2 separate regions of the Homo sapiens genome follow, and region 1 is linked to region 2. Evidence: chromatin loops called from intact Hi-C (ENCODE). Cell type or tissue: ascending aorta. All regions are shown on one strand. Links, peaks and the distances in the headings refer to the core of each region. The heading gives the core; the rest is flanking DNA.

The links. Peaks named below come from ENCODE experiments on the same cell type or tissue, not always from the same donor. Only the 100,000 strongest peaks of a DNase experiment are listed, where the experiment ranks them.
Region 1: it touches region 2 in a loop (2.6-fold over the local background); 15 of 110 quality-filtered maps call a loop at or near these places.

Annotation. Positions count from the first base shown.
Region 1 is chr10:4,862,022-4,874,258 of GRCh38, forward strand. It overlaps a transcript of AKR1E2 not described here and the pseudogene AKR1C6P. Among named protein-coding and RNA genes, the nearest start is that of AKR1E2, 42 kb to the left of the region's middle. RefSeq lists a cis regulatory region at 4,658-4,933 and enhancers at 5,616-5,910, 8,624-9,151. In ascending aorta, for the core only: no CTCF peak of the experiment used is centred there; no DNase peak of the experiment used is centred there; H3K27ac peaks cover 2,235 bases.
Region 2 is chr10:4,932,537-4,944,773 of GRCh38, forward strand. No RefSeq gene overlaps it. Among named protein-coding and RNA genes, the nearest start is that of AKR1C1, 25 kb to the right of the region's middle. RefSeq lists a cis regulatory region at 8,922-9,493. In ascending aorta, for the core only: no CTCF peak of the experiment used is centred there; no DNase peak of the experiment used is centred there.

The sequences.
Region 1 (12,237 bases), core at 4,138-6,637, 70 kb before region 2:
TGGTATTGCCTAGGTTTTCTTCTAGGGTTTTTATGGTTTTAGGTCTAACATTTAAGTCTTTAATCCATCTTGAATTAGTTTTTGTATAAGGTGTAAGGAAGGGATCCAGTTTCAGCTTTCTACATATGGCTAGCCAGTTTTCCCAGCACCATTTGTTGAATAGGGAATCCTTTCCCCGTTTCTTGTTTTTGTCAGGTTTGTCAAAGATCAGATAGTTGTAGATGTGTGGTATTATTTCTGAGGGCTCTGTTCTGTTCCATTGGTCTATATCTCTGTTTTGGTACCAGTACCATGCTGTTTTGGTTACTGTAGCCTTGTAGTATAATTTGAATTCAGGTAGTGTGATGCCTCCAGCTTTGTTCTTTTGGCTTAGGATTGACTTGGCAATGCATGCTCTTTTTTGGTTCCATATGAACTTTAAAGTAGTTTTTTCCAAATCTGTGAAGAAAGTAATTGGTAGCTTGATGAGGATGACATTGAATCTATAAATTACCTTGGGCAGTATGGCCATTTTCACGATATTGATTCTTCCTATCCATGCACATAGAATGTTCTTCCATTTGTTTGTATCCTCTTTTATTTTGTTGAGCACTGGTTTGTAGTTCTCTTTGAAGAGGTCCTTCACATCCCTTGTAAGCTGGATTCCTAGGTGTTTTATTTTCTTTGAAGCAATTGTGAATGGGAGTTCACTCATGATTTGGCTCTCCGTTAGACACACATAGGCTCAAAATAAAGGGATGGAGGAAGATCTGCCAAGCAAATGGAAAACAAAAAAAGGCAGGGGTTGCAATCCTAGTCTCTGATAAAATGGACTTTAAACCAACAAAGATCTAAAGAGACAAAGAAGGCCATTACATAATGATAAAGGGATCAATTCAACAAGAAGAGCTAACCTAAATACATATGCACCCAATGTAGGGGCACCCAGATTCATAAAGCAAGTCCTTAGAGACCTACAAAGAGACTTAGACTCCCACACAATAATAATGGGAGACTTTAACACCCCACTGTCAACATTAGACAGATCAACGAGACAGAAAGTTAGCAAGGATATCCAGGAATTGAACTCAGCTCTGCACCAAGTGGACCTAATAGACATCTACAGAACTCTCCACCCCAAATCAACAGAATATACATTCTTCTCAGCACCACACCGCACTTATTCCAAAACTGACCACATAGTTGGAAGTAAAGCACTCCTCAGCAAATGTAAAAGAACAGAAATTATAACAAACTGTCTCTCAGACCATAGTGCAATCAAACTAGAACTCAGGATTAAGAAAGTCACTCAAAACCACTCAACTACATGGAAACTGAACAACCTGCTCCTGAATGACTACTGGGTACATAACAAAATGAAGGCAGAAATAAAGATGTTCTTTGAAACCAACGAGAACAAAAACACAACATACCAGAATCTCTGGGACACATTTAAAGCAATGTGTAGAGGGAAATTTATAGCACTAAATGCCCACAAGAGAAAGCAGGAAAGATCTAAAATTGACACCCTAACATCACAATTAAAAGAACTAGAGAAGCAAGAGCAAACACATTCAAAAGCTAGCAGAAGGCAAGAAATAACTAAGATCAGAGCAGAACTGAAGGAGATAGAGTCACAAAAAACCCTTCAAAAAATCAATGAATCCAGGAGCTGGTTTTTTGAAAAGATCAACAAAATTGATAGACCACTAGCAAGACTAATAAAGAAGAAAAGAAAGAAGAATCAAATAGATGCAATAAAAAATGATAAAGGGGATATCACCACCGATCCCACAGAAATACAAACTACCATCAGAGAATACTGTAAACACCTCTATGCAAACAAATTAGAAAATCTAGAAGAAATGGATAAATTCCTCGACACATAAACCCTCCCAAGACTAAACCAGGAAGAAGTTGAATCTCTGAATATACCAATAACAGGCTCTGAAATTGAGGCAATAATTAATAGCTTACCAACCAAAAAAAGCCCAGGACCAGACGGATTCACAGCTGAATTCTACCAGAGGTACAAGGAGGAACTGGTACCATTCCTTCTGAAACTATTCCAATCAATAGAAAAAGAGGGAATACTCCCTAACTCATTTTATGAGGCCAGCATCATCCTGATACCAAAGCCTGGCAGAGACACAACAAAAAAAGAGAATTTTAGACCAATATCCCTGATGAAATTGACGCAAAAATCCTCAATAAAATACTGGCAAACCGAATCCAGCAGCACATCAAAAAGCTTATCCACCATGATCAAGTGGGCTTCATCCCTGGGATGCAAGGCTGGTTCAACATATGCAAATCAATAAACGTAATCCAGCATATAAACAGAATCGAAGACAAAAACCACATGATTATCTCAATAGATGCAGAAAAGGCCTTTGACAAAATTCAACAGCCCTTCATGCTAAAAACTCTCAATAAATTAGGTATTGATGGGACATATCTCAAAATAATAAGAGCTATTTATGACAAACCCACAGCCAGTATCGTACTGAATGGGCAAAAACTGGAAGCATTCCCTTTGAAAACTGGCACAAGGCAGGGATGCCCTCTCTCACCACTCCTATTCAACAGTGTTGGAAGTTCTGGCCAGGGCAATCAGGCAGGAGAAAGAAATAGAAGGTATTCAATTAGGAAAAGAGGAAGTCAAATTGTCCCTGTTTGCAGATGACATGATTGTATATCTAGAAAACCCCATCGTCTCAGCCCAAAATCTCCTTAAGCTGATAAGCAACTTCAGCAAAGTCTCAGGATACAAAATCAATGTGCAAAAATCACAAGCATTCTTATACACCAATAACAGAGTAAGTGAATTATAGTGTGTTCACGTTGAGTCCCTTGTGTGGGCCAGTCTTCCAACAAGGCTATCCTTCTTGTAATAACTTCCTTTCTTTTTGCAGAGATACAGTAATAAGTTCATGAGTGAAAAATGAAATATTCCTACATATCTATGTACCAAAATCCCAATTTGAATAAAGAGTTAACTATGAGTAAAACTACAGAAAAATTAGAAAGGAATATAGATGAATATTTGTTATTTGGCCTAAAAGTAAAGGAAGGAACGATGGGGTGTAAAAAGGGTGAATAAAGTTACTCTCTAACACATTAAAAACAGATATGTCCAAACTTCACATTAAACAAATTAAAAGTCAAATAACCATACTGCAAGAAAAACACTTCTATCTCATTTAAAAGACAAAACAAAAATAATACGTAAAACAGATCTTTTAAATCATTAAGAAAATGAAAAATTTAAAAAGATGGTATTGGAGTGATACTAGTAACTAACAATTATTGATTATAGTTAGTACCCTGTACTCTATATTTATTCCTCAGAATAATCCTTTGCACTGGGTACTGTTGATACCAATAACAAATTTTAGAAGACAGGTAGAAGTCAAGTAATTTGTCAAAGATTATAATAGATAGTAAACATTGAAGCTAGCATTTGAACCTGGGCCATAAAGTAAATGAACAGGTAATTTTCAGAAGAAGAAAATTCCAAAAGCCAGTAAGCAAATTAATGATAATTGAAATAAAAGTGAATCTGACAATGAATTTCCCTTTTCCCCACTCAAACTAGCAAAAGTAAAACATTGACAAGTGAAGAAAAAGAAAATCCCTCAATACATATTAAGTTTGTGGAAAAATAGCCCTTTCAGTGACTTTTGGTAGGACTATAAATTTATATAGGTCTCCTAGAGATAATCGGTATTAAGTTTCAAAATCTTTAAAAATGTGCATAATTATAAATTGGTAGGACTTGAGCCTTTAATTACTGAAGCTTAACAAAAAGAGTCCACCCCAACCCAACCGTTGCCACCACATGCTCAAGTTAGAGAGTTATGTTGCTAAAGAAAAATTGTATTCATCATTATTCATTTGGAATTCTGGGGGAAAATTTAAATTTTATGTTGAAAACAATTTCTAGAAAGGATTGTTTTCCCCTAGGGTTCTTTTGGTCAATCTCCTTCTCTCTCAAACTTACTGAATTCTTACTGTTTTGTAACTAGCAGTACCAAATCCCAGGACAGACGTGAAGTTTCTGTCATTCAGTTTCAGAGAACAGCATGTATATTGGGCCATTGTTTTTCACTGTCCAGGCTAAATAGGTCTGATTATATTTCAGCAAAGTGATCCTCTTTATCATTTCCACTTCCTCCTTCCTGTGCTCTGAGACAGATTTTATGTTTGAATTACATAATAAAAGGTAGGAGGGGTTAAATCTAGAGCCACATCCACATTCTTTTGACGGTGGACTAGAAAAGAATCCAAAGAGAGGACGCGTAGCACTGGAACCAGTTTTCTGGTTTTCTTTTAAATTAAACTGCATTTTGAGATGATTATAGATACACAGGAAGTTGCAAAAAATAATTCAGAGTCTGCCCTTTATTCAGATTCCCTGAATATTACCATCTTGCAAACCTATATAGTAAGTTATCACAAATGTAGCTGCCCAAGGGGTTCACCTTGCTTGCTGCCTAGGCAGAGCCAATTCATCAAGACAGGGAAATTGCAATAGAGAATGAGTAATTCACGCAGAGCCAGCTGTGCAGGAGACCGGTGTTTTATTATTACTCAAATCAGTCTCTCGGAGCATTCAGGGAGCAGAGTTTTGTTTTTGTTTTTGTTTTTTTTTTTTTTTGAGATGGAGTCTCGCTGTCGCCCAGGCTGGAGTGCAGTGGCGCCATCTCGGCTCACTGCAGGCTCCGGGAGCAGAGATTTTAAGGATAACTTGGCGGGTGGGGGGAAGCCAGTGAGCCAGGAGTGCTGAGTAGTTAGAGATGAAATCACAGGGAGTCAAAGCTGCCTTCTTGTGCTCGGTCATTTCCTGGGTGGGGGCCACAATATCAGATGAGTCAGTTTACTGATCTGAGTGGGGCCGGCTGATCCATCAAGTGCAGGATCTGCAAAATACCCAGGCACTTAGGAGCAGTTTACGGAGGGTCAGAATCTTGTAGCCTCCAGCTGCATGACTCCTCAACCATAATTTCTAATCTTGTGGCTAATGTTAATCCTACAAAGGCAAATCTAGTCCCCAGGCAAGAAGGAGGTCTGCTGTGGGAAAGGGCTGTTACCATCTTTGTTTAAACTATAAACTAAGTTACTCCCAAAGTTAGTTCAACCTACCATCAGGAATGAACAAGGACAACTTGGAGGTTAGAAGCAAGATGGAGTCAGTTAAGTTAGATCTCTTTCACTGTCTCAGTCATAATTTTGCAAAGGTGGATTCACAACCAAGATACTGATATTGATATTGTCTTAGACTTCTCCAGTTTTGGTTGCATTCCTTGGTGTCTGTGTGTGTGTTCACTGTTGTACAATTTTTCACACATTCACGTTTCCATCTCCACAGTCAAGGTACAAAACATTTCCGTCACCATGAGGGCCCTCCCTGTCACCATTTTCTAATTGCATTCAGCTGTCTTCTGCCTCTGCTGCCTCCTTAACCCCTGGCAACTAGTATGTTCTTCATTCCTATAATTTTGTTATTTTACAAATTCAGTATAAGTGGAATTACACACTATGTAACTTTTTTGGACTGGCATTCCTCTGTCACCACAATTACCTTGCCATTCAGCCAAGGTGTTGGATGTGCCAATAGTCAGTTTATTTTCATTGCTGAGTAGGATTGCATGGCAAAGATAACGCCATTCATCCGTTGAAGAACTTGACTAGTTTCTTTTTAACCCACAGTTCTAACATTGCTTTCAGCTCTGTGTAGCAGTGATAAGAACAGCGTTGGCCTTCCAGTGTTTTTCCTTCCTTTTCCAAGCCATGTGTTACTTGATGTGACTCATTGTCTGGGCTTTGTCAAAGCGAGAGGCAGCGTCCTCAGGGTCCGTCTTTCTTATCTTTGTAACGAAAACCTTGGAGCATTTCAAGTTTGCAGCTTTCCTATTTTGGTGACTCTTGAAACCTCACTGTGATATATATACTGCCCCCAGAGCAGGCACACTCTAATAATGGCTCCAGTTTTAAGATGGTGCAGCTTAGTAGGAGACTGGATCGTTGGGGGTTTGGGAAATAATGTGGGCTCTTTCTATGGAGTAATGCAGCTGTATAAACTCCAGGCAGCTTCCTAAACTGGGGTCAGGCCTGTAAATACTGTAAGATTCTCCACTATCAAAGACTACAGCAGTCTGTGGTGGCAATGCCAGCTTCTGGGTTCCTGTTGCTTACTTTTTTCCCACAGAGAGAAGTTCTTCCTGGTTCTGAGCTGATCCTGACTGGATGACAGAGTGGCAGAGGCAGCGTGTTTTATTCCTTTCTCTATATGGCCATCCTGAGTCTCTTTGCTCCACAGAGTTTCTCTCATCCATTATCTAAAGACTCTACAGCTCTCCTTTAGTTGCTCTGGTCAAAATGTAGTTGTTTCTTCATCGCTTTGGTCTGTTTTTGTGGGTGGGGAGAAGTGTAGGAACCTCTAGTCAGTTATCTTGCTGACATAAGCCCGTGGAATTTTCTATGTAGTCAATCACGTCACCTGCAAATGGAAACAGTTTTCTTTCTTGTGATATGTATGCCTTTTATCTACTTTTCTTGTCTTACTGTATTGGCTAAAACTTTTAGCACTGTGTTTAAAAAGAGTGCTGAGAGTGGACATCCTTGCTTTTTTCCCAGTCTTAGGGACAAAGAATTCAGCTTAGCTGTAGGTTATTGCAGATGTTCTTTATCAAGTTTAGAAAGTTATCCTGTAGTCCTATTTTCTGAAAGTTTTAATTATGGATGGATGTTAAATTTTGTCAAATGCTTTCACTGCATCAATTGATATGATCATGTGACTTTCTTCTTTAGTTTTTTAGTATGATGGATTATATTAACTGATTTTTGAACATTGAACCAGCCCTGTATCCTTGATATAAGCTATACTTGGTTTTTGTGTATAATTCTTTTTATATTTTTTTAAATTCTATTTGCTAATATTTTGTTGAGGATGTTCACATCTATATTTTTGAGAGATATTGTTCTTAGTTTTATTTCTTTCTTCCTTTCCGTTTTTGTCTCATTTTCATATTGGGGTAATGCTAGCTCTGTAAAATGAACTGGGAAGTGTTCCCTCCTCTTTTGTTTTCTGAAGCGATTGTATAGAATTGGTGTTAATTCTTCTATAAACATTTATAAGCAATCCCCAGTGAAATTGGACATGGAGACTTCTATTTGGGAGTTTTAAAATTATAAACTCAATTTAGTAATAGGGCTATTCAAATGATCTATTTTATGTTGGGTGAGTTGTGGTAGCTTGGGTATTTTTCAGGGGAATTGGTCCATTATATAACTTGTGAAGTGTATGTGTGGAGTTGTTTGTAGTACCCCATTACCATCCTGTTTATTTCTACAGGATCTATAGCATAATTCCCTGTTGCATTCCTTATGTTGGTAGTCTATATCTTCTCTCTTTTTTTATGTCAGTCTTGCTAGAAGCTTGCTTGAACTTTATCTTTTCAAACAACCAATTCTTTGCTTCATTTTTTTTCTCTGTTTTTTTCTTTTCAATTTCATTGATTTCAGCTCCTCTATTTATTATTTCCATAGTTCTGCTTGCTTTGGGTTATTTTGCTCTACCTTTTCTAGGTTCTTGAGATAAGAGCTTAGATAGTTGATTTAAGACTTTTCCCCTTTTTTCTATAAACCCTCCTCTTGGCACTACTTTAGCTGTGTTCTACACAATTTGATATGTTGCGTTTTTATTTTCATTCAGTTCAATGTACTTTTTTATTTCGCTCAAGACTTCCTGTTTTACCTGTGGATTATTTAGGAGTGTGTTGTTTAATTTCCAAGAGTTTGGTGACTTTCATGTTACTGTTCTGTTTTTGGTTTCTAATTTGATTCATTTTTCGTTGGATAACATACTCCGTATAATTTCAATTAATTTCTATTTGTTCAGGTTTTTATAATTTTGGTTATTTTCTATATGTTGTGGTTTGTTTTATGGCCAGAATATGGTCTGCTTGATTATGTGATTTGGGAATTTGAAAAGAATCTGTTTTGTGCTATTGTTAGGTAGAATGTTCTATAAATCCCAGTTAGATCCTGTTGGATGCAATTTGATTAATACATAGCATTTTTTGGTGTTTCTCTTTGTATAGCATTGGTTGCTATTGGTATTACATTACATACACACAATTATCACAGTGTATTGGTGTCATTATCTTATCACTTTGAAAGAAGTACAAAATCCTTACCTCCCTTCATGTTCCTTTACCCTCCCCCATTTATAATAGAATTTCATTACATATTTCTACCACATCCATTTAAAACCATATAAGACATTTAGTTTTTGTTTCAATTGCCAAACATCATTTAGAAAACTCAAGAGGGCAAGAACAATCTACTGCGTTTACCCATATTTTTGCTTGCATATTTGTTATTTTTTTCTTCCTGATGTTACAAGGTTCTATTTTTTTTCCATTTTCTTTCTGTTTAGAGAACTTACTTTAGCCGTTATTTTAGGTTAGGTCTTCTGGAAAAAAAATCTTTTATTTTACCTTCTGCAAATGCCTTGATGTCTCTTTTATTTTGAAAGATATTTTTGCTGGATACAAGATTCTGGATTGAAAATTATTTTCTTTCAGCATTTGAAAATTATTGTTACTTGCCTCCATGGTTGTTTGATGATAAACTCACAATTATTTGAATTCTTTTTTTTTTCTATAGGTTAGGTGACATTTTTCTCTTGCTTTTTCACAAGCTTTTCTTTTAGTTTTCATGCATTTAATTATGATGTGTCTTGGTGTGCATTTCTTTTGGTTTATATTGTTTGAAGATCACTTATCTTCTTACTCTGTAGGTTTATGTGTATTTCTAAATTTGAAAAGCTTTCAGCAATTAAAGTAGCCATTATTTCTCTAAGCACTTTTCCAGCCCACCCTTTGCTTCCTTTCTTTTCAGGATTTGATGGCATGAACGTTAAGTCTTTTGTTATAGTTCTACAAGTCCTTGAAGCTCTGTTCCTTTTCTTCTGTCTCTTTTCTCCCTGTTGCTCCTCTTGGATGATTTATATTGCTTTATCTTCCAGATCAATAATTATCTCCTCTATTTCTTATGTTATGCTATTGATTCCATTGATTAAAATTTTAATTTTGTGTATTGTGTTTTTCAGTTCTAAAATTTCCAAATCTGGTTATTCATTTATCTTCTATTTCTTTTCTAAAACTTTCTAATTTTTTATTGAAACTTTTTGTTTTTTCATTTGTTGCAAGTGTGTTTATAATTGTTTGTTGAAACATTTTTACAATGGTTGCTTTAAAATCTTGGTCAGATAATTATAATATCTTGATCATCTGGGTGTACCATCTGTTGCTTATCTTTATTTATTCAACTTGAGACCATCCTTGTTCTTGGTATGATAAGTAACTTTTAAAATTAAAACCTGGACATTTTGGGTGTTATATATTAAGTTTTACATTCATTTATAATATCTAATATATTTGTATAGTGTGGATAATTCACAGAAAAGAAAAAATGCTCAAGAACTACAAACAAGTAAAAAATGTAGATTTTGCAAATTTGAAGGTATACCAAATTATTAGCATTTTTTTGAGAGATTCACATCCATTGTGATCACCCCTTCCAGGGATGTCAGCATTTTAGCCTCAGTGAGATGGGAAAGAAACAAAAAAGCAAATGCCAAGGCTGCAGCAGATTAGGTTATTTCAAATACATCTTTATTTTGGCAGTTGTGGGGGTGGGGTGGGGGCGGGAATCAAGAGAAAACTAGGTTTAGATACTTTTATTTTCTGATCCGGGGTCTTAGGCCAACTTGTGACTGAGCAGGCTAATCAATCTGGAATAAACTAGAAAACTTCCCATCCATGAGATATTCTCTATTCATCTCAACCCAAATCAATAAACTCTGGAACAACCACAGACTCTTTTCTTTATATTCATCAAGAAATGGATAATCTGGGTGATGAGAAAAGCTGAAAAGGAAAGGGAAAGTCTTAGTCATTGTTTCTGGGCTCATAAAGACAGATTTCTGTTAAACTGGTGTGAGCCTACAATTAACACAGTTTTCTTTGTGAGTTAAGTACAAACCCAACTAGTTTTATGATAATAACATACTATTGCATGATGCTGTTTTGAATACACTGTGGAAAATAAATATACCTACACACGTGGGCACACATTCACAAATATACCAGTGCATTCCATTTTTGCAATATGTCATTCTACAGCTTGAGGAGATAAACTATTTGTGTTTATATTTTGAACCTCCAGGAGGGCAGAAACAAATTCTCTCTTTTTTAAAACAATGCTTAGTCTGATTTAATATATAAAGTTAATAAATATTTTAAGGTGATAATGAGGAAGGTGATAAAATTATTACTGTTCAATGTATGTCAAACATTCAGAAATGATTTGTCTATGACTTTTCTTGGGAGAAAATTTTATATTATACCTAGAGAGAGATACAGTGGTTAGAAGATGAAGTCACTTCAATGGGGTAGTTCCATTTTAGCAAGGGGGATACAAATTCTTTCTGTATATGAAGTAATAATTTTTGACATAGAAAATGCCAAGTCATTGAATAGTTATTGTTGATTAATATTACTGATATTTATTGTTAGGGGTTCCTGCCTGCATCTCCACTCTCTGTTACCCCTACCCTGTTTCTCATTTTATTATGTTATTTATTCAACCAATATGTATTGAGTACCCAGGGAGAGACTAGTTTAAGAACAAAAACAAAACAAAAACCCTGCCCTTAGAATCTAACACTCTAATGTGGTAAAGATAAAATAAGCTAAATAAACTAGTAAAATATATGGTGTGTAAGTTAGGGATATGTGTCAAGCACAAAAATAAATCAGAATAGAGAGAAAGGCTCTTCTAGGACGAGTTGCATTTTTAGATAAGTGACAGAGAAGGCATCATCGAGTGATATATGAGTGAAGACCTGAAGGATGTAAAGGAGTGAGCAATCCTGCTCTATGGGGAAAGAGATTTCTAGGCAGGGGGAATGGCCAGTGGAAAGGCCCTAAGACAGGCCTGACATATGTCAGTGATGTGGTTTGGCTGTGTCCCCACCCAAATCTCATCTTGAATTGTAACTCCCACAATTCCCATGTGTCGTCGGAGGAACCCAGTGGGAGGTGGTTGAATTATGAGGGTGGGTTTTTCCTGCGCTGTTCTTGTGATAGTGAATGAGTCTCACGAGATCTGATGGTTTTAACAACAGGAGTTTCTCTACACAGGCTCTCTTTTTGCCTGCTGCCATCCATGTAAGACGCGACTTGTTTCTCCTTGCCTTCTGTCATGATTGTGAGGCTTCCCCAGACACTTGGAACTGTAAGTCCATTAAACCTCTCTTCTTTTGTAAATTACCCAGTCTTGAGTATGTCTTTATCAGCAGTGTGAAAATGGACTAATACAGTCAGGAACAGCATGGAGGTCACTGGTGCTCCATTGGAGTCAAGAGTGGGGAGAATAGCAGGACAGGGACACAGAGAGTTAAGGGAGGGAGTGTCTATTGGCCCTTGTAGGTCTGTGTAAGGAATTTGGTCTCAACTCTGAGTGAGATGGCAGTCTCCCACATATTGAGGAGTTCCTGTGTACACCCTTTTTAACCTGTTCACTGTGGCTACTATGCCTGGTGCTGAAGTACAGAAGAGGGAGCACTACCAGGAGCCAGTTACTTTATCATAAAGATATCGGTATGAGTGTGGGGTGTGTGTGTGTGTGTGTGTGTGTGTGTGTGTGTGTCTGTGTGTCTGTGTGTATTGGGGAAGGGATTGCAGATACCAGTATGAGCCCAGTTACAGACATGATAAGTTGGAGATGCATAGTAGATATCCAAGTAGAGGCAAGTAGACACATATACAAACCTTGCTCCAGAGCCTTGAACTGGGCTGGATATGATTTGGGGAATCTATATTTAGATGATATTTGAAGCATGAGACTAGATGAAATCAACAATGATGTTAAAGTAGATAGAGAAAGGAGAAGAGGTCTAGGTTGAGCTCTAAGTCACTCCAAAACTGAGAGGTCAAGCTAATGCAGAGAAACCAGCAAAGAACATTAGAAGAAATGGCAAGGGTTGAGGGTATTTACAAGGATGTTGGTATATTGATTGACCCCATAATTTAAGTAGGCAAAGAAGGACAGAGGGCACATTAGAGGGTCAAGTAACAGTGAAAAGGTGGTACGGTCAGTGAATTATAGCTCATGTGGTAATCAAAGGATTGTTGAAGTTGGCCATGTAGAGAAGGAGCGGGACATGTAGGAGGTGATGACTATAGT
Region 2 (12,237 bases), core at 3,431-5,930:
ACCAATGGAAGAGTCTATTTCCCCTGTCCACATATAGCTAGAACCTGACCCACGAAGGAGAGTAAATATTCTTGCTCCCCTCTTGTTATCTCATGACTCAGTACAGAAAAGAAGGTTAAGACTATAACGAGGCCTTAACAGAACCTTTTCAAAATAATGACTGGCTCCAAGGATCAGTAAATCCCAAGGAAAACTATTTACCAGTTAATTACTGTTGCCTGAAACAGTCATTCTCCCTAGTAATCATTTATTTTCTCCCCAAATAATTGCTCCTTTCCAATCTAAAACAAGCTGTTTTACCAGAATTCAGGCCCCCATTTTTTCTGTAACCTCCAGATGGGATACAGGCTTCTGCAACTCATTGAGAAGCTGAGTCTTCATCCTGAAGGCTCCCGTGTATACACAATAAATAAATTTGTGTGCCTGTTTTCCTATTAGTCAATCTGCCTTACATCACCTGATTTTCAGTGAAACTTTAGAGGGCCAAGAGCCTTGGACCCCACAAGCACAATTCAGTCTCCATTGTGACTTTATGCCTCCTAAGCCATCCTTCCTCATTATCTAATTTTTGGTATCACAGTGGCCTCTTACATGATAAAAGATTTAGTTGGTTGATATTCTCTGTCAAATACTTCCAGCCCCAGCAATCTCACAGCAGAGGTGCCACCAAGTATTCATGTTGGTTTCCATTTACTTGCAGAACCTTGGCCATTCTGATGTTTAACCAAGAGTTGAGCTGAGTGGCTCTGACCAGCGTGGAAGATGAGAGCAGCCTGAACTTACACTGTGAAAATGTAAGAAATACATAATAATAAGAGTACTTATATAGAAGAGTTGTTAAGAAATTAAATTTTAAAAGTATATAAAATGCTTAAAATACACAGAAAGCACTGGATATCAGTTAGGTAACAATAATAATAACAATAATACTAAATATCATCTACCCACAAAATTATCAACCTCTGAATCCTCATAGTCATGAGCTTGTCATGTCACTTTCATGCAAAAAAAGATCTCTGTGACTTTGAGAGGGGCAAGTTACAGACAGAGAAATGGAAGCTCAGACAAACACTTCCAGGCACCCACTGCCTACCAGGTGCAGGGCTCCTGCCTGCTGGCCACCCTGCAAGGACAGCTGATCTAGGACCCTTCAGACCCCAGGATCCACTTCCATCTTCAGGAGCATAAGTGCCAAATCCCAGCACCCAGACGAAGTGTCCACCATTCAGCCTCACGGAATGGCTGTGCTTCAGATCCGTCATCAGTCCCAGCTAATCTGACCGTCTTTCCTCCTTTTCCTCTGTGAGATCCCAGTAGAAGAAAAGGCTCCCGCGTTCTTTATTTCCACCAACCTCAATATGTGAAGAGCTCATATTACAACTGTCAGTGATTCCAAATGAAGCTGGAATTGATCTATTGCCTTTTTTTCAATTGCTTCCTATCTGTGCAGGTGTATCTTACAGGAACATACAGAAATGGTATGCTGAGAGAGGAGTTTGAATGATCTTCTAGGCATTGTTCACTCTTGACACTTAAGTTGAAGTATTAAATATTCCAACCTGTCTTTGATAAGGATATAGGACTTACTTTAGAAGATACAACCTGATTATTAAATTGGTCATTTCTAGACATTGATTCTACAAGAAGACCTCAGTTAAGTCTCACACCATCCATTTTATCACAAATCGCATCACAAACAGCGTATTGAGAATTCCCTGAACAAAGCTAGATGCCTGGTCCCAGGCACACATGTAATGAGATTCCTTGGAAGCACCCATTTCTACCTTCATTATAATGAAATTCTCCTGTATCAAGGCCTCATTTCATTTTGTGACTGTCTTTGCCTTTTCTTTGAATCTTCTTGGCACAAAAAGCCTGGTCTGAGATCATGAGTACATCTCTGTGTTCTTGCTTTTTTCCAGCTATTTCCTCTTTCTAGGACAGCCTGCTTGGTTTGCACCTTGTTTCCAGCGGGTTTCTGATGTCTTACTTATCCTAAATACACCCGATCCAGCCACACGTTTCAGGAGTCCTTTTATGACCCCCTGGATAATGTTGGCCACCCTTTCCTGTGTGCCCTTCATTTTTATTGCTTCTACTATGCAAGTCAAAGAACAACATTAGCAAAAGTTCATTCTCAAGTAATAAGGATCTTTGGCTGGATAAAATCACTAAGTGGTGTTTTGTTATCGTTATGCTGTGCTTTGCCCAACCTGTGTTTGGCCAAACATTGATAAGATGAATTGCCTTGTTGAAAATGCCCACATGGAGAGGAACTGAGTGTGGCTTACGGCCATCAGCCAGCTAGAAACTGAGGCCTTCACTCTAGTAACCCAGAAGGCACTCGATCCTGCCAGTCACCCATGACCTTAGAAGCAGCTTATTCCCCATCGAGCCTTCAGGGAGACCCTGCTTTTGGATTATGCCTTCATTGCAGCCCATTGAGGATCCAAACAGAGGCACCAGCTGAGTTCTGCTTGGCTACACAAAAATCGCTACAACCTTTGCAGCTTGAAGCCAACACAAGGGGAGACTGCAAATGGCAATTATAATACAGCATGGAACCCAAGGAGACAGAAGGCCACATGCAATCCTGGAAGATGGGGTAGAAGGAGTGTCAGAAAAGGTTTTGCAATGGCATCTGAGTGGAGTATTCAAGAATTATATGAAAGTGTATTTCGTTCAATAATAAATATTCTATAGGCACTAGAAACAAGCAGAAAAAAAATCTAAGCCCTCATGGGTCTCACTTTCCAGGAGAGAGAATCAGACAAGAAACTAATAAATACATAGAATGAAGATCATGTCACATGATGAGAAGTACCGTGAAGGGGAAGAAAGCAAGGACAGGGGTAGAGTACAAACGGAGTGAGGGACAAATGAAATTATGAATAGCATAAGCCGGGAATCTTCACTGAGACAGAGACAATTGAGAAAAGACCTGAAAGAGTAGAGGAAGCAAGCCTTGCTGACAGCTGAGGGAAGAGGGCTTCAGGCAGAGGGATCCTGAAGGGCACACTCCCTGCAGCAAGGGCAGGCCAGGCTTGTTCTGGGAACAGCAGGATTAGGAGAAAGGTCAGAAAGGAACGGAGGGCCACGTTTATACAGAGCCCTGTAGGCCATTTGCAAGGATTTGGCTTTTACTCTAGGACAGATGAGGAGACACTGGATGATACTGAGCTGCTGTGGAGAGAGTAAAATATAAGTTGATGAAAAATAAATATGGAAAACTGGTTAGGAGGCTATTTGAATAACCAAGGCAAGGAATGGCATGACTTGGAACAAGATAGTTGAAGAACAGCTGATGAGAAATGGTCAGATTCTGGATATATTTTTAAGGTGGACATGGCAGGGCTTGATCACAGATTTTATATTGGAGAGGAAAGTATTATTTTAAAAAAAGCAAGAATGACTTGGCAAACTTTAGTATTTATGACTGGAAAATGGAGTTTTTGTTTTATTGAAATTGGGGAAATTGATGTGGGGCAGGATTGCAGGGTGGTTAAGGGTATTTTGCCTGGGATATCCTGAGCTTGAGATTCCTATTGGGCCCTGGAGTGGAGATGTTCAGTAGAAAATTTGATATTCCAGTCTGAGTTTCTGGGAAAAGAATTGAGCTGCAGTTATTAATTTGGGATTGTAAGCCTATTGACAATATTTAAAGCTGTTGAAATGTCTAGGATTATCAGAGGAGTCTGACTTCCTGAAGATAGGGAAGAATCTAAGGACTATGGGACACCCCAATAATTAAAAGTGATGAAAATGAGGAGCAGTCAGTGAAGAAGTCAGATACGGAAAAGAAGGAGGAAGACAGAGAGTGTGATGTCATAGAAACCAACTTAAGAAAGTCATTTTAGAATGATGGGCCAGGCGCAGTGGCTCACACTTGTACTCCCAGCACTTTGAGAGGCCCAGGCAGACAGATTACCTGATGTCAGGAGTGAGACAATCCTGGTCAACATGGTGAAACCCTGTCTGTACTAAAAACATAAAAATTAGCTGGGCGTGGTGGTGCGTGCCTGTAATCCCAGGTACTCAGATGGCTGAGGCATGAGCATGATTTTGTGTCCGGAATTGGTGGGTTCTTGGTCTCACTGACTTCAAGAATGAAGCCGCGGATGCTTGCAGTGAGTGTTATAGTTCTTAAAGGTGGCATGTCTGGAGTTTGTTCCTTCTGATGTTCAGATGTGTTTGGAGTTTCTTCCTTCTGGTGGGGTTCATGGTCTCGCTGGCTTAGGAGTGAAGGTGCGGACCTTCGCGGTGAGTGTTACAGCTCTTAAGGCAGCGCGTCTGGAGTTGTTCGTTCCTCCTGGTGGGTTTGTGGTCTCGCTGGCTTCAGGAGTGAAACTGCAGACCTTCACAGTGAGTGTTACAGCTCATAAAGGCAGTGTGGACCCGAAGAGTGAGCAGCAGCAAGATTTATTGCAAAGAGCGAAAGAACAAAGCTTCCACAGTGTGGAAGGGGACCCGAGCGGGTTTCCACTGCTGGCTTGGGCAGCCTGCTTTTATTCTCTTATCTGGCCCCACCCACATCCTGCTGATTGGTCCATTTTACAGAGAGCCGAGTGGTCTGTTTTGACAGGGCGTTGATTGGTGCGTTTACAATCCCTGAGCCAGACACAAAGGTTCTCCACATCCCCACTAGATTAGCTAGATACAGAGTGTCGATTGGTGCATTCACAAACCCTGAGCTAGACACAGGGTGCTGATTGGTGTGTTTACAAACCTTGAGCTAGATACAGAGTGCCGATTGGTGTATTTACAATCCCTTAGCTAGACATAAAGGTTCTCCAAGTCCCCACCAGACTCAGGAGCCCAGCTGGCTTCGCTCAGTGGATCCCGCACCAGGGCCGCAGGTGGAGCTGCCTGCCAGTCCAGCCCCATGCGCTGGCACTCCTTAGCCATTGGGTGGTCCATGGGACTGGGTACCGTGGAGCAGGGGACAGCACTCGTCGGGAGGCTCCAGCCACGCAGGAGCCCACAGCGGGGACGGGAGGCTCAGGCATGGCGGGCTGCAGGTCCTGAGCCCTGCCCCGCAGGAAGGCAGCTAAGGCCCGGCGAGAAGTGGAGCACAGCAGCTGCTGGCCCAGGTGCTAAGACCCTCACTGCCCGGGGCTTGCGGGCCGGGGGGCAGCTCCGAGTGTGAGCCACGGAGCCCACACCTACCCGGAACTCATGCTGGCCTGCAAGCGCTGTGCGCAGCCCCGGTTCCCGCCTGCACCTCTCCCTCCACACCTCCCTGCAAGCTGAGGGAGCCAGCTTCAGCCTTGGCCAGCCCAGAAAGGGGCTCCCACAGTGCAGCAGTGGGCTGAAGGGCTCCTCAAGTGCCGCCAAAGTGGGAGCCCAGGCAGAGGAGGCACCCAGAGCAAGTGAGGGCTGCGAGGGCTGCCAGTGCGCTGTCAGCTCTCAATTTGAACCTGGGAAGTGGAGGTTGTAGGGAGCTGAGGTCGCACCACTGCACTCCAGCTCCAGCCCAGGTGATGAAGTGAAACTCTGTGTCCAAAGAAAAAAAAAAGAATGATAAAGGACCAATAGTGATAGATTGTTAGATACTGCTGATAGATTAAACAAGTCAAGGACTGAGATTAACTCTTATTTTAGCAATGTGGTAGTCATTGGTGACTTTATAAGAACATTTTTAGCAGGACAATGAGGGCAGAAAAAAAACCTCAGTGACATAAGTTTAAGAGATGGTGGGAAGGAGATGAATGATTAGAGCTTGGGTTGCAATATCTATGAGCGTATTGAAAACACCAGGAAGGATGGCAGAAGTAGGACTGCACAATGTAACTCAAACACAGGAAAAAATCTCTAAGGAATCAGAGCAAGTGAGGTAGAAGGCAGGTGATTGCCACAAGGAAAGGTAGTTTGAAAAATGGGTGTTTCTAGGGAGCAGGAGGGGGACTGGGTAGATGAGGCAGTGAGGAGAAAGGAGGATGTCTGTCCTCCCTCCATGCTCCCTGGGAGGACAGTGGGAGAGGACCCACACCTCCCCTTAGGAGCACTGCAGGAGAAACAGAATCCTCATGGAAACTAGAAGTTTGGGTTAGAAAAACAGGGGAGGGAACAGAAGCTGATAATATTAACATAAAGTGAGAATTTTGAATTTTCTAATGGGAAGTTACAGGTTCTAGAAGGACCATCAGAAGGGTTTTAGAATTAAGGAAAGTGTGAGAAAAAGTCAGAAAACTGGAGGTAAGAGCTCTAGGGAATGAGAGTTCAGTTCAGAACTGGAGTCCTGGGCTCTTTTGATGACTGAAATAAAAGTGGGAGAGAGCCTAAGGAAATTACCCTGGGGACATCATGGTGCCTTGTGGTGCTGAGGCTGTGAGCTTTGAAGTGGGCAGCTGAGGGCTTGGAGGCTTCTGAGAAACATTCAGACCTCCAGGACCCTCTCTTGAATTCTGACCCTGAAGAAGAGGTGTCCAAAGAGCGATAGACTCACCAAGACAGTGAAACTCGCTCTATTTAAGTCAGAGTCATCTGGAGAATGGATAGAATGGAGGACTTACGCATCTCTTTCAATAAAGTATGTTTCTTCTAAGTGTAACAGACATCATCATGCAAAGTAGGTTTAGGGTGAATGCCATGTCGCCTCTATTTTTCTCTTGCAACTTGGATATATCAGAATGAAAGCTGACAGAAAGAAGCAAGAAGTCAGGAGCTCACGTTCTGTGTTCTTCCCCGCGGAGATGAGGGCTCCTGATGAGTGATCAAACGCTAGAAGGGGGTGAAGAGTACCACATTATTACCAATGCCCAGGACAGATGCCAAGCTGGGCAGTGATGGCGTGCAGAAAAGCCTCAGGGGAAAGACACAGCAGAAGGGGAGAGGGAGCATTTCTGTCTTTGATTCCACACCTGGGAAGGAAGCAGAGTCAGGATTAGTGAACAATATTCAGAATTATGCTTAGTTGGATCCCTTCATGTAAGTTCTGAGAAACTGCTGGGTGATGCCCAGGCTGAAATATGTGCTGAGATCAGCAGCCTTCCCTTGAGCAAAGTAAAGGATTTTGTTTTTAACAACAAAACACATTTCTTGTGTACCCTGAGTGTTTCCCAGAGACTCTCATGACCTAGTGCTTACTATGGAGGAATGTTTTCATTCAGATGAAGGAAAGCTTTCCATCAATGCAAGCATTGTGACAAGTTGATAGCCATTGCAACCCAGCTGTCCCTCAGAATGAGTGTGTTCACTGGAGGAGGTGACAACATCTTCATCATATTAATGAAAGCAAATGTCTAGGTTTTTTAGCAAAAGCACGAACTCTGAAAGAAAGCATAGTTACACATTAACCAGCTTGCCCTGTAGCCCACTTCCATGTAACTTCTTACACTTTGGAATCATGTAGTCCCTATCACAAGGTCCTAACCTCATAGATAACATCTCAAACAGTAGGAAATCTCACGTTTTCCACTCGAGATATTTTCTGCATCATGCATTATAACAGTTCTACAGATGCCATCCAATCTACAGCCCCCTCCGAGGAACTGACTCAGCCCCACAATGCAGTTACCACATCCTTAGGCTTTCATAGTCCACACCCTGGCCAGTCAGCACCCCGCCCTGCTCCTCAGCCCCCTGCCTGCCAAAATTCCCTTGAAACCCCTGTCTAAAACTCCTCAGGGCAGTGAATTCGAAGTTTCCTCCTATCTCCTCATTTGTTTGCCTTCAAGTATTAAATCCCTTCTCTGCTCAACAGCCGCTATTTCTGTGTGTTGATCAGTTACTGTACAATGAGCACAAACACGGGGATCTTGTACAGAGGCTTGTCCTGTCAGGTTTCCACTGGAAAGCTGCCATAAGCCCAAGGAGAAAGTGAGGCACAGACAGCGTCTTCCTCAACTTCCTTCCAGAGGATCGCACTACACACCCAACAGCAGGCTCTCAGAAGTCTTAACATATAAAAACGTAGTAGATAGGTAAATAGACTTGCAGAAGGATAGGTTTTCCTCCCCTCAATTCTTAACATATTCACCCTCACTCATGCACATTCTCATGTACAGTTTCCCAGTTACCCTCCCTAATCAGATGCTCTTACCAAACTGTGTCCTGTGTCCGGCTGTGTGCAGTTGGGGGTGAAGGGAAGGGAGGAAGGAAAGACAAGAGACTTGGCCCTGATGGTCCTCAGTCGTGGGGAGACCAATCTTAGGCCATGCACTATTCCTTCATTGCCATTGTCAGGGCCATGTTTGCTACTTCTGGGACTGGGTTTTATTACTTTCCTTCACCTTTTCTGCTTTGCATGGGAAATGCAGATACCCATGTAGGCACAAAAGGGCATTTTCTTCCCTCTCTCTTCTGAAGTTTTGATAATTAGAGTGTATAAAACAAACTGACAAGTGAAAGGTTAATATAAAAAGACAGCAAATTTGTATATATGTACATGGACATCAGATTCCTGCCAATAAGAGACTCCAGGGTGGTCCTGATGACAGAGGGTTTCATCACATCCTGAGGCTACAGAGAGAACAGGGGCTTGGGGTCTCTGGGGGAGGTGGAGTCTCAGGTAATGGGGGAGTGGAAGAGGCACACATGGTGAGCCAAGGCTGTCCCCACATAGATGTGAGCCTCTCAGGGGCTCGCCAAGCTGACCTCAAGAAGGTAGGTGGCGGCCTGTGGAGAAGCTTCTCAGTCAGACCTTTAAAGTGTCAGGATCTTAGTCTGTTTTTCCTGGAAGTTAATCTTTCCTTGATCCAATAAGGCATATAAAGGGGTCCTCAGAGAAAGGCTTTTACCCTCTGTTCACTTCACTAATGTACATTTCCTCAGCACTTACAAATCTCTGCGAGAGAAGAAAGCTTTTCAGGTCTATTTGTGTGTCAGCAGCCTCTCTGAATTGTGACCCCTCTGAATAGCCACATAAAATATGCCAAAAAAGTACATTTTGAGTGGCACATTTTGCTTTCCTTCGCCCTGTATAACACGTCTTAAAAACAAGAGTGTACCATGAGGTCCACAGCCGGTGGCCCCACTCCTGCCTCCTGAACAAAAGCTTCAACAAAAGGGATAATTTAAAAATGAGCAGCTCTATTTCATGGGCCACTTTCCAACCACCTGGCACTAAAGTAAAAGACCGGTGCAACTCAGAACAGGTACAATGATCCAGGCTTGTGACTGGCAGGTCTAGAATGCCATAGAAGTCCCCTAGTCACTGTGAGTCAGCAAGATTTTCCAGAGAAGGAGGTTGGAGATAACACTATGGAATCACTTTTAGAGGATCACGCCTGGTGGATGTGAGTGCCTTATTGAGGGGTGGGGTAGAGCAGACTTTTCTGACACGTGAAAGCAAATGGGCCTGCTCCACCCTTCAGTGCAAACCAGCCATCTGAAGCTGCTCTTATTTAATCATAGGGAAACAGTCACTTGCTTCAGTAGAAAACATTTTCAACTTACTCTACTATCGCATAAAGCAAAGGCATACAGTTGAAACCACTTGTGCTTTTAACATTTCTGGACCCTCCTATACCTATGAATAAATTTAAATGACTTGCTTATTCCAAATGAAATCCCTATGTTATTTAGGAAACATGTTTAGGAAAATACTGGACTGGAGAGAAAAACAACTCACAAAGAGTCCTGTACTCTTCCGGTGACCTACTTCACATTTAGAAGTTTGGTTAGTTTTTATGCCAGTCAAAACATCCTGCCATGTAACTATGGAGCATGTTCAGTAAAATCAAATGTTTTGCCCACACAGACAATAAAAATGAACTTTAATGTTTTTTGCCTTGGTCTTCAAAAATGCACCCAAAGGAGAAACACTGCATTTCCCAAACAGGACAAAGTGATTTGGTGCCAATCTCTTAAGAATGAAGAATGAAGTGTTTAGCTAGTTTGAGAGTCAAGAAAAATTGAGAAATGCAGAACTCAAGTTTCACACTAGAATATCGTTGTTACAAGTAACAGGAGGAAAGAAAAACCCATAGTCTTGGCATTACCCATCATTTTTTAGGGAATTTTCTATACCTTCTCTGTATATTGATTTTTCAACCTTGGATGCCAAGAAGGTATAAAATCCCATGTCCAGGCATCAGTACACACCCTCTTCTCTCAATGAGAGAAAAATACCTAGGACTTGTGGGGATACAAGGAACCCTTTGGCCAAGTGATTAGTCTTTGGTCCTTAACACTCAGCCTAGTACATTTTGGGCTGGGAGAGGGGAGGTGGAAAAATGGGGAATATTAACCTCACGACTAAACAAACACTAATGTTCCTTAGTGGAAAAAAGGTTATCCTGTTGAACCAGCAAAATGACTAGAGGTTTCTGCAAACGGCTAGAGGTTTCTGCAGACATTCTAGTTCATCAAAATATTTTAATTAATTTTAATAATCTTAGCGAGGTGCTAAAAGAGGGACCCTAATGGGATGTGAGACAAACACAAAGAGATTTTAGTTTTATGAAAAGCAAACTCTATGACTTCACAAACTAGATTTTGTATTAAGGTCGCAATGTAGCCAAGTAATTCTGGGCATGACTGTTTAAAACAGGAATGTGAAACCAGAGAAAGGCAGCCCTCCTTTGGCTGGGCGATGGCATAGCAGACCAGGAACTTTCCCCCACATGGTGCTCTATACAGGACAGGGGTGAATCAGCTCAGCTACACCATGTGCCTTAGAGACTCTGAACATGAGACATGTGGAAAAAGACCCTAAAAAATAATTACAGGCAGAATGCAGGAAAAACAGCCAGATGGCCAGGCATGGTGGCTCATACCAGTAATTCCAGCACTTTGGGAGGCTGAGCCAGGAGGATCTCTTCAGCTCAGACCAATCTGGAAAACACCTTGAGAACTCATCTCTGCTAAAAAGAAAAAATTTTAAAAATTAGCTGGGTGTAGTGGCACCTGTCTGTAGTCTCAGCTACTTGGGAGGCTGAAGTAGAAGGATTGCTTGAACCCAGGAGGTCAAGGCTGCAGGGCATTGTGATTGCACCATTGCACTTAAATCTTGGCAAAATTTTTTACAGTGGCAACACAGGTTATGGGATGGAGAGAAGAACAAGCCTGGCTAGCAAAAGAGGTTTCATTATTTAGATGAAATCTCCCAGGAAGCAGCCCTCAGAGAGAACAGCTGAGAAATGTTTTTCTTTAGACCTTTAAAGGTATCAGATTCTCAGTTAATCTTTCTTCTATCCAAGGGAGATTCTCAGAGAAAGCCCAGCTGTAACAATGCAAATTTTCTCTACAGATGCAAGTATTTCCCACTAAAGACAGCTTTTTGTCCCTTCTAATATTTCCTGCTTTTCTGAATAGCTGTCTTGAAATGTGTCAAATAAATGTATTTTAGTGTAAAATGTTTTGGTTCCCTTGAAGCTCAACTTTGAGTCCAACTAAGACAAGAGGGGATTTATAACCATAGAGCACGGTGAGGTCAGAGGAGAAAAATTACTAAGAGAAAGCACCCAGAGATGAGGGTGGCAGCAGCAAGGCAGAAATTCTGGAATACCAAATGATATGGTTTGGCTCTGTGTCCCCACTGAAAAATCATGTCAAATTGTAATTCCCAGTGTTGGAGGAGGGGCCTAGTGGGAAGAGATTGAATCACGGGGGCTGACTTTCCTCTTACTGTTGTCATAATAGAATTCTCATAAGATCTGGTTGTTTGAAAGCATGTAGCACCTCCACCTTCTTTCTCTCTCTCTCTCTGCCTCTCTCTCTCTCTCTCTCTCTACCTCCCCCTCTCCTGCCAGCCAAGTGAAGACATGCTTGCTTCCCCTTCACCTTCCTCCATCATGGTAAGTTTCCTGAGGCCTCCCCTGCCATGCCTCCTGTGCAGCCTGCAGAACTGTGAGTCAATTAAACCTCTTTTCTTTGTAAATTACCCAGTCTCAGGTAGTTCTTTATAGTAGTGGGAGAATAAACTAATACCGAAAATTGGTACCAAATAGTGAGGCATTGATATAAAGATACCTGAAAATGTCAAAGCAAATTTGGAACTGGATAGTAGGCAGAGACTGGAAGAGTTTGGAGGGTTCAGAAGAAGATGGAAAGATGAAGGAAGGTTTTAAACTTCCTAGAGAATTGGATACTTCTGTAGAAAATGCTGATAGTGATATGGACAATGAAGTTCAGGCTGAGGATTTCTCAGATGGAGATGAGAAACTTATTGGGAACTGGAGTAAAGGTCACTCTTCCTGTGCTTTAGCAAAAAGATTGGCATCATCATGTCCCTACCCTAGAGATCTGTGGAACTTTGAACTTGAGCAAGATGATTTAGGGTACCTGACTGAAGAA